Linked DNA regions of Homo sapiens: region 1 is linked to region 2. A link is an interaction called in ENCODE POLR2A ChIA-PET data of the cell type or tissue named here. Cell type or tissue: Panc1. All regions are shown on one strand. Region 1 overlaps LOC124903508 (a long non-coding RNA gene). Region 2 overlaps SPG21 (SPG21 abhydrolase domain containing, maspardin).

Evidence for each region. ChIA-PET counts read pairs that join two places held together with the same protein. Peaks named below come from ENCODE experiments on the same cell type or tissue, not always from the same donor. Only the 100,000 strongest peaks of a DNase experiment are listed, where the experiment ranks them.
Region 1: POLR2A ChIA-PET joins it to region 2 with 5 read pairs; 9 of 35 experiments call an interaction of 5 or more read pairs at or near these places.

What each region holds. Positions count from the first base shown.
Region 1 is chr15:64,833,111-64,838,110 of GRCh38, reverse strand. It overlaps LOC124903508 (a long non-coding RNA gene), which reads left to right. Exons shown (of 4, transcript XR_007064682.1): 4 at 1,975-2,178. Among named protein-coding and RNA genes, the nearest start is that of PLEKHO2, 6.3 kb to the left of the region's middle. RefSeq lists an enhancer at 478-577. In Panc1, a CTCF peak has its summit at 2,156; a DNase peak (open chromatin) is centred at 2,230; H3K4me3 peaks cover 1,030 bases; H3K27ac peaks cover 1,571 bases.
Region 2 is chr15:64,978,532-64,983,531 of GRCh38, reverse strand. It overlaps SPG21 (SPG21 abhydrolase domain containing, maspardin), which reads left to right. Exons shown (of 9, transcript NM_016630.7): 2 at 1-25; 3 at 2,507-2,668. Among named protein-coding and RNA genes, the nearest start is that of SPG21, 8.9 kb to the left of the region's middle. In Panc1, no CTCF peak of the experiment used is centred here; no DNase peak of the experiment used is centred here.

The sequences.
Region 1 (5,000 bases), 150 kb after region 2:
CAGGAGTTCAAGACCAGCCTGGCCAAGATGGTGAAACCCCGTCTCTACTAAAAATATAAAAATTAGCCAGGCGTGGTGGCAGGCACCTGTAATCCCAGCTACTTGGGAGGCTGAGGCAGAGAACTGCTTGAACCCGGAAGGTGGAGGTTGCAATGAGCCGAGATCGCACCACTGCACTCCAGCCTGGGCGACAGAGTGAGATTCCGTCTAAAAAAAAAAAAAAAATAGAAACTGGGGGAGCCCATTTTTAGATATGGTATGTGTGGTGGGGGAAGCCTTTCTGAAGAGTGGATATTTCAGCTGAGACCTAAATGATGACAAAAAAGACAGCCACACAAAGAGGTGGGGAGGAAGGGGGAGGGCATTTCCTGCAAAGGGAAGAGCAAGTGCAAAGACTCTGGCACAAGAAAGGGCTTTGGGTATTATGAAACATCAAGGAGGCCAGTGTGACAGAAGCTTAGTGAGCAAGGGAGAGCAGTAGGCTTGAGGTCACGGTGCACAGAAGGGGAATTGACTTCAGGCTATGGTAAGGACTGTGGGTTTTATTCTAAGATGAATAGTCTTAGGGAGGCATTGAGGGCTTTTAACTACACCAGCTGCAAAATCTGATTTATACGTCTTAAAAGACCCTACCTTCCAACCTGGGCAACTTAGTGAGCCTCTATCTCTACAAAAAAAATTTTTAAATAAATTAGCCAGGCATGGTGCTGCACACCTTTTAGTCCCAGCTATTTATGAGGCTGAGGCAGGAGGATCGCGTAAGGCCAGGAGTTGGAGACTGCAGTGAGCTACAAGTGCCAGCCTGAGTGACAGAGCAAGACCTTGTTAAAAAAAAAAAAAAAAAAAAAAAAGAGGTCCAGCACTGTGACTCACACCTGTAATCCCAGCACTTTGGGAGGCCGAGGTGGATGGATCACCTGAGGTCGGGAGTTCGAGGCCAGCCTGACCAACATGGAGAAACCCCATCTCTACTAAAAATACAAAATTAGCCAGGTGTGGTGGCGCATGATTGTAATCCCAGCTACTCGGGAGGCTGAGGCAGGAGAATTGCTTGAACCCAGGAGGAGGAGGTTGTGGTAAGCCAAGATTGCACCATTGCACTCCAGCCTGGGCAACAAGAGCAAAACTCCGTCTCAAAAAAAAAAAAAAAAAAAGAAAGAAAATAAAAAAGACAAGAAACATCGGGTTTCAATGGTGGGTTGGATGTGGCAGTTGAAGAAACAAATCAGGGATATGGCGTGGGTTTTTAAATTGAGCCCAAAATGGTGGTGCCATTTACTGAGATGATAAAGAAAGGAGGAAAACAGGCGTATATGGTACTGGGGAAGGAGATTAAAACCTCTGTTTTGGAGAAAGTGAATCTGACATGCCTATTGGCATCCATGTGGAAATCTCAGGAAGACAAATGGGGATATTGTTTGGTGTTCTGGGAAGAAGGGCAGGCTGGAGATAGAATATTGGGAATCATCATGTAGTTGATAATTGAGTCACCAAAGAAGGAAGGAAAGAGGGAGGGAGGGAGAGATGGAGGGAAGGAAGGAAGGAAAGAGGGAGGGAGGGAGGGAAGGAAGAGAGAGAGGATCAGTGAGAGGTCTAATGAGGAAGAGGTGTTAGCAAAGGAGGTTAACATGGAGCAGCCAGTAGACAGGAAGAAACGAGGGGAGTGTGAAGTCGTGGAAGTTAAGAGAGGATCAGCTGTATGAGAGGTTCAACAAAATGAGTGTCCGCTGCCCGGTGATGACAGTGCAAGGTGCCGTCCTGCTCTGGAAACTGGAAGACAGTAAAATAAATACCGTTTCCCGTTCAGCTCTTCTACAGACTGTCCTTGTAAGCTTCGGGCTGCGAAAGCGGGAGGGCAAAAAGCTTGGAGAGAAAGGGTCCTAAGGTGGAAGGGACGGGGCCTTTTGAGTAGTATCACATGAGATAATGCCAAAAATGCATTTTATAACCCCCTCTGTGCTAATGTCATTGTAGCTATTATTAATGAGCCAGGGACTGAACTGAGACCTCTCAATGACAGCGAGCAGATAAGACGTGTGGAAGGATATTCCGAGGAGGAAATTTCAAAATGAAGAAAACCCTTTCCTCTTGAGATCTTGCCTCCAAACCAGGCTTTGGGTTGGGCGAGATCCGAGAGCAGCGTTGCACCTCAATCCAGACTGACCTCACGGCGGCAGCAGGGAGCAGAGTGTCGGGCGGATGCCCAGAACCGCCCGAAGCCGAAGGGGAGGAAGTACAGCCCCAGGAGGTAGGGCTCCCTCTGGCCTCGCCTCCCTACGCCGCGGGCCAATCAGGATGCAGCTGGTAGGCCCACGGCGCGTGGAGCGGGGAGGAGCGAAGACCCGAGGACCTTTAATCCACCACCAGGCAGTGTCTAGTTACATGTTCGATACCTTTCCCTTCAGGGACTTTGTTGCTCAGACAAAATCCTGTGTGGGGAGTACAACCACTTTGAAGAAAGATCTCACAGTTTCATATGAAACTAAATATACAACTACTCTATGACCCAGAATTTCTCACCTAGGTATTTATTCAAAATAAATTAAAACATAAATCCAGGCCGGGCGCGGTGGCTCACGCCCGTAATCCTAGCACTTGGGGAGGCCGAGGTGGGTGGATCACTTGTAACGAGCTCGAGACCAGCCTGGGCGACATGGCGAAACCCCGTTTCTACTAAAAATACAAAAAAATAGCCGGGCGTGGTGGCAAGCGCCTGTAGTCCCAGCTACTCCGGAGGCTGAGGCACGAGAATGGCGTGAACCCGGGAGGCGAAGGTTGCAGTGGGCCGAGATCGCGCCACTGCACTCCAGCCTGGGCGACAGAGCAAGACTCCGTCTCAAATTAAAACATACATCCAGCCGGGCGCGGTGGCTCACGCCTGTAATTCCAACACTTTGGGAAGCAGAGGCGGGCGGATCACCCGAGGTAGGGAGTTCGAGGCCAGTCTGACCAAAACGGTGAAACCCCGTCTCTACTAAAAATACAAAAAATTAGCCGGGCGTGGTGGCACGTGCCTGTAGTCCCAGCTACTCGGGAGGCTGAGGCAGGTGAATCACTTGAACCTGGAAGGCAGAGGTTGCAGTGGGCCGAGATCACGCCACTGCACTCCAGCCTGGGCGAGAGAGCGAGACTCCGTCTCAAAAAAAAAAAAAAAAAAAAAAAAAGATGCTAGAACAAGCTAAACTAATCCATGGTTAAAAATAAAATCAGAACAGAGGTTGTCTAAGGACTGAGAGTGGGGATTGACTGAGAAGGGGCACAAAGGAAGTTTCTAGGTGATGATAATGTTCTTACAATTTCATGCAGTGGAGGAGACTGTCCCCTATCTGTGCTATCCAATGTAATAGCCACTAACCACATGTGGCAATTGAGCACTGGATTTGAGTTTCACTTAGTTTTAATTGATTTAAGTTTAAATTAAAATAGCCACATGTGGCTAGTGGCCACTGTATTGGACAGCACAGTTGTAAATCCTGATAGGGGTTTGGGCTACACAGGTATATTAATTTGCAAAGGTCTTCTAATGATACTCCTAAGACTTATGTGTTTCACTGTATGTGAAGTTTACATTAAACATGTAAACATGGTCCAGCATGGTGGCTCAAGCCTATAATCCTAGCACTTTGGGAGGCCAAGGTGGGCGGTTTGGTTAAGCTCATGAGTTTGAGACCAGCCTGGGCAGCATAGTGAGACCTTGTCTCTACAAAAAATACAAAAGTTAGCTGGGCATGGTGGTGTGTGCCTGTAATCCCAGCTACTTGGGAGGCTGAGGTGGGAGGTTGGCTTGAGCCCAGAAGGCAGAGGTTGCAGTGAGTGAAGATCTTGCCACTGCACTCCAGCCTGTGCAACAGAGCCAGACCCTCTCTCAAAAAAAAAAAAAAAAAAAAAAAAAAATGCTAGGCACAGTGACTAATGCCTGTAATCCCAGCACTTTGGGAGGCCGACGCGGGTGGATCGCAAGGTCAGGGGTTCGAAACCAGCCTGGCCAACATGGTGAAACCCAGTCTCTACTAAAAATACAAAAATTAGCTGGGCGTGGTGGCAGGCATTTGTAATCCCAGCTACTTGGGAGGCCAAGGCAGTAGATTGGTTTGAACCCAGGAGATGGAGGTTGCAGTGAGCCGAGATCGCGCCATTGCACTCCAGTCTGGATGACAGGACAAGACTCTGTCTCAAAAAAAAAAAAAAAAGTAAACATAGCCAGGCATGCACCTGTTGCCCCAGTGACTAGACAGGCTGAGCCCAGAGGGTCACTTGAGCCCAAGTATTTGAGTCCAGCCTGGCAGCAGAGTGAGACTCTGTCTCTAAAAAGATTTTTAAATGTAATTCATTATTATTTTTCTATGAGACAGAGTCTTACTCTGTTGTCCAGGCTGGAGTGCAATGGTATCATCACAGCTCACTGCAGCATTGACCTCCTGGGTTCAAGTCATCCTCTAGCCTCAGCCTCCCAAGTAGCTGGGACCATAGGCATGTGCAACCACGTCCAGCTATTTTTTTTTTTTTTAATTTTTGTAGAGATGGGGGTCTCACCTGGATTCCCAGGCTGGTCAGTAACTCCTGGGCTCAAGTGCCTTGACCTGCCTTGACCTCCCAAAGTGCTGGGATTACTGGCATGAGCTACAACACCTGGCCTTTTTACTTTTAGAAATAAAAAAAAAAAAAAAAGCTGAGCTTGGTGGCTCATGCCTGTAATCTCAGCACTTTGGGAGGTCGAGGTGGCCAGATCACCTGAGGTCAAGAGTTCAAGACCAGCCTAGCCAACAGGATGAAACACGGTCTCTGCTAAAAATACAAGGGTCAGGTGCAGTGGCTCACGCCTGTAATCCCAGCACTTTGGGAGGCCGAGGTGGGTGGATCACGAGATCAGGAGATGGAGACCATCCTGGCTAACACGGTGAAACCCCGTCTCTACTAAAAATACAAAAAATTAGCTGGGCATGGTGGCAGGAGCTTATAGTCCCAGCTACTCGGGAGGCTAAGGCAGGAGAATGGCATGA
Region 2 (5,000 bases):
TAGAGGTACAGTTCCCCTTAAAAAGGTATGTATGGTTTTACTATACCTCTTATTTGCAAAATCTTGTATTGTTTTTGTGTGTGATTTAGATGTCATGTCTTAGTAGTGTTTGAGAGTAAAGGTTACTGCCGAGTATCATGACTGTGGGTTGCAGAGGATTAAGTTCACTCCTTCCCTGTCATGTACAGTCAACTTTTGAGACTCATTTTAGAGTGAAAGCAAGTGTAACTGTACTCATTTTTATTTATTTATTTATTTATATTTATTTTTGAGATGGAGTCTCGCTCTGCCGTCCAGGCTGGAGTGCAGTGCACTGCATGATCTCGGCTCACTGCAACCTCTGCTTCCCAGGTTCAAGAGATTCTCCTGCCTCAACCTGCCAAGTAGCTAGGATTACAGGCATGCGCTACCACACTCAGCTAATTTTTGTATTTTTAGTAGAGGCAGAGTTTCACCATGTTGGCCAGGCTGGTCTCGAACTCCTGACCACAAGTGATCCGCCCACCTTGGCCTCCCAAAGTGCTGGGATTACAGGCGTGAGCCACCGCACCCAGCCTGTACTCATTTTTTATAATTGCTTTTACATATACAAGCAAGCAGGTATGTATGTACTCTTCTGTATAGTTTAGTGGAAAGTTTACAGCAACTGTATAGTGAGTACAGTCAGATTATATTCCTGTTCCTCAGATTTAAGAATGGGGTCACATTATAGAGCTTCTGTTTGCAATGACATACTCATTCTGCCACAGTCATCTTCTAGAAGCTTTATTTTCCTGGGATGTTTGAAAACCCAAAACACTTATATTGCAGTTGAGTATTGACTCTGCTTCCCAAATTAATCCCAGATGTTTGGGGATCACACTAGACAAAGGCAGTTCAAGTCACTGAGTAGAGTAAAACCTTTGCTGATTCCCTTGCAGGAGTGTTAGAATCCAGTGATCTTAAGATCTTTTGCAGCTGTTTGTGATGGCTCATGCCTGTAATCCTAGCACTTTAGAGACCTAGGAGGATCATTTGAGGCCAGGAGTTTGAGACCAGCCTGGGCAACATAGCGAAACTCTGTCTCTATAAAAAAATGAAAAAATTAGCCAGGCATGGTGCTGTGCACCTGTAATCCCAGCACTTTGGAAGGCCGAGGCAGGAAGATTGCTTGAGCCTAGGAATTTGAGATCAGCCTGGGCAATATGATGAGACCCTTTCTCTACAAAAACTAGAAAAAATTAACTGGGCGTGTTGGTGCACGCCTGTAGTCCCGGACACTCAGGAGGCTGAGATGGGAGGATTGCTTAAGCCCAGGAAGACAAGCTTGCAGTAAGCTGTGATCGTGCCACTGCACTCCAGCCTGGGTGACAGAGCCAGACCTTGTCTCAAAAAAAAAAAAAAAAAAAAGAAAAGAAAAGAAAAAATGTGAGTGGCAAGATACACAGGACAAAAACATGAGCGTGAGATACATTATCACCATCTGTGACCTGTGGAAGTCCAAAGGGAACTGTTAGGCCTCTCTGGACTTTGCCTTGCTCCATTTATCTGCTCCTAGTGATGCCAGTGACCCTGGTTAGTGTGCTGCCACCCACAGAGTGACACTGTGGAGTCCATAGCCCTGCTAGTGAGGAGCTCTCAGAAAAAAGAGCCTGGAGGCCTTGAGTTTTTTAATATGAAAGTAGAATAAATACTGATTTGCATTGTCAAATGTTTAAGCAGTTAATGTACTTTTCTAAATACCACCAAAAGTGAAAGCAAAAATTAAACTAGGATGCCGTGAATAATAATAATAGCTAATATTTCTAGGACACTTAACATCTGCCAGACTCTGCTGAGCACTTGTCTTACCTCAGCTTGCCTTTTTTTTTTTTAAGAGACAGGATCTCTCCCTCTGTTGCTCAGGCTGGAGTGTTGTTGTATTTTTATTTATTTATTTATGTATTTTAAAGAGACAGGATCCAGGCCGGGCGCAGTGGCTCACGCCTGTAATCCCAGCACTTTGGGAGGCCAAGGCGGGTGGATCATGAGCTCAGGAGTTCGAGACCAGCCTGACCAATATGGTGAAACCCCGTCTCTACTAAAAATACAAAAAATTAGCTGGGCATGAGGGTGTGTGCCTATAATCCCAGCTACTTGGGAGGCTGAGGCAGGAGAATCGCTTGAACCTGGGAGGCAGAGGTTGTAGTGAGCCAAGATCGTGCCACTGCACTCCAGCCTGGGCTACAGAGCGAGACTCTGTCTCAAAAAAAAAAAAAAAAAAGGAGGAGGGGGAAGAAACAGAGAAGCAGCAGCCCTTTGGAAGATTATAAAGTAGTTCTAAGTAGTTCTGTGGAATACGTTAGCCCTGAGGAAAGAAAAGGAGATCAGAGGAGTTTGTCATGCATGCTAATCTGGTGTGAGCTCCAGGTTACCTTGTAACAAACAAGGCAGTAGTAGTAAAATTGTCAGTGAAATGACAGTGTAAAATAACATAAAAAGCAAATTTATAAGGTTTTCCACTTTTTTCTTTTAACCTTCCCTCCAGATTATTGTGGATGATGATGACAGTAAGATATGGTCGCTCTATGACGCGGGCCCCCGAAGTATCAGGTGTCCTCTCATATTCCTGCCCCCTGTCAGTGGAACTGCAGATGTCTTTTTCCGGCAGATTTTGGCTCTGACTGGATGGGGTTACCGGGTTATCGCTGTAAGTATTACTGATTAAAATTCAGACCCACGTTTTGTGTGTTTTTTTTTTTTTATGCTTCTGTCTCTCATCAGCTATAGTAATGGGCACAGTTTGTTTGTTTGTTTGTTTGTTTGTTTGTTTGTTGAGATGGATTCTCACTCTGTCGCCCGGGCTGGAGTGCAGTGGCGTGATCTCTGCTCACTGCAACCTCCGTCTCCCGGGTTCAAGCGATTCTCCTGCCTCAGCCTCCCGAGTAGCTGGGATTACAGGCGCCCGCCACTACGCCCAGCTAATTTTTTGTATTTTTAGTAGAGACGGGGTTTCGCCGTGTTGGCCAGGCTGGTCTCGAACTCCTGACCTCATGATTCATCCACCTCAGCCTCGCAAAGTGCTGAGATTACAGCCACGAGCCACTGCGCCCAGCCAGGCAGTTTTTTTAATTGAGGAAAGATACTGTTTGCTTATTTTAATATGTGAGATGAAGCCTTTTGAAGGAGGCTGGTGTGAGTCCACGGTCACACAGAGATTCAGAGGGAACAAACCTCTTTTGGCAGCCTCTCCATGCCCAGCATTTACGTGCATTCTCTCCTGACGCCCTTCTCTCAACTCAGAGCGGTAGGAAGCGTTGTCCTTCTTTACAGATGAAGAAACTGAGGTCCGGCTCACACAGCCAGTAGTGGTGGAGGGAGGAACTGAGCTCCGTCTCCTGGCTCTGTTTCTGCTCCTCATTTTATCACAGCACTGCTTCCAGGGTTGCTGAGCATGGAATATTAGACAACAAAGGGATTTGCTAACATACAAGTGACTTGAAAAGCTGGCTTTTCATGTAAATCTTTGATATTTGAGGTGAGATTCATTAATTAGCTCATATGTTAGCATTTGGTTAGGAAGTTTTTTTGTTCCTGATTGTTACTTTATAGCTGAGTTTGGTCTAAATCCAGTTTCCCACTGATCATTCTTGAGTCTTCTCTGGGAGAAAGGTGTGTGGGAAAGGCACTCTTCCTGGTGACTGATTTTTTTTTTTTTTTTTTTTTTTGCATGCTTCCACATTGGTCAGGACATTGGTCTCCTAATTTTCCAGGAAGGAGAGAGTCTCTTTAGCTGGCAGTCGCCTGCAGTATTCACTTGTAAGTGGTACTCCCAGTGGGAGTACTGCTGTTAGTGTACGTTTTATTTACTGTTTAAAGGGATGAAAAGGCAGGTCACGTCTCTCCTTTTGGAAGGTAACTGAAAATTCTACTGAGGTTACCACCAACTGAGGCCACACAAAGGAAATCAGTTCCTCTTCCTCCTGAGAGCCCGTCTCTTACTTGAGAAAACAGTTATCATCACTACCTGCTGCTTTTCTCCTGGGTCTTTTCTTCTCTGGCTTAATTTCTCCAGCTTCTTTAACCATTCCTCACGTGACATGTTTGAGCCTCTGCAACATAATCCTCCTTTGTTCAGATTTTCAGTCATTCCTCTTCACAAACAGCATTCTAGAACAGGGTGGGAACTGCCCTCATCCCAGCCCTCTGCAGCCTGAGACATGACACTACCATTTTTGGTGGCCCCTGTTGATCAGCCAGGGAGGGGGAAACCGAGCAACCCATAGGCGCCCGTCCCACTCGGGAGTGCTGTCCAGCAGTGTGTTTCTCGCTCCACAGTGGCAGGTCATGAGAGCCTTGGCTTCTGGCTGGATGTTTCTTCTTCACTCTCAAGGTTCTTGTTGTGCGCTTTCCCTGTTTCATTAGGAGGAGAGTTAATCAAGAAAAGGTCAACAGTGTCTTCAAAATTATTTTGTCATCAAGATGTGATCAGAATGTTCAGCTCCATGAGGTTTTGGAACTTATTTAATATTTGTTAGTATCTAGCAGTTAAAATGCACAGATCTTTTTAATTTAAATTTTTTTGTTGTTGTAATTGTAGATTCACATGCAGTGTAAAAAATAGTAAAGAGAAATATACCTTTTACACATTTCCCCAGTTTCTGCCGAACCTTTGCAAAACTGTAGTACAAAATCACAACCAGGATATTGATATTACTACAATCTACCAATCTCATTCAGGCTTCCCCAGTTCTGCTTGAACTCATTTGTTTGTATGTATTAAGTTGCATATAATTTTGTCACCTGTGTGGGCATGGATATTTATAAATTAAAGACTCCATGAAAGTATCATCCCCTTTCTTTTAGGCTATCATCTGACTCAAATTCTCAAACTTTCTGCTAGGTAGAATCAGTTCCCCATTCTTTCTTGGAATGGTGGAAGTCTTATCCACAAATAGAATTTTAATAATGAAAGTCATACATCAAATCTAAAATGATTCCATAATTCATATGGCAGTATCCATTCCAGTGATTCATCAATA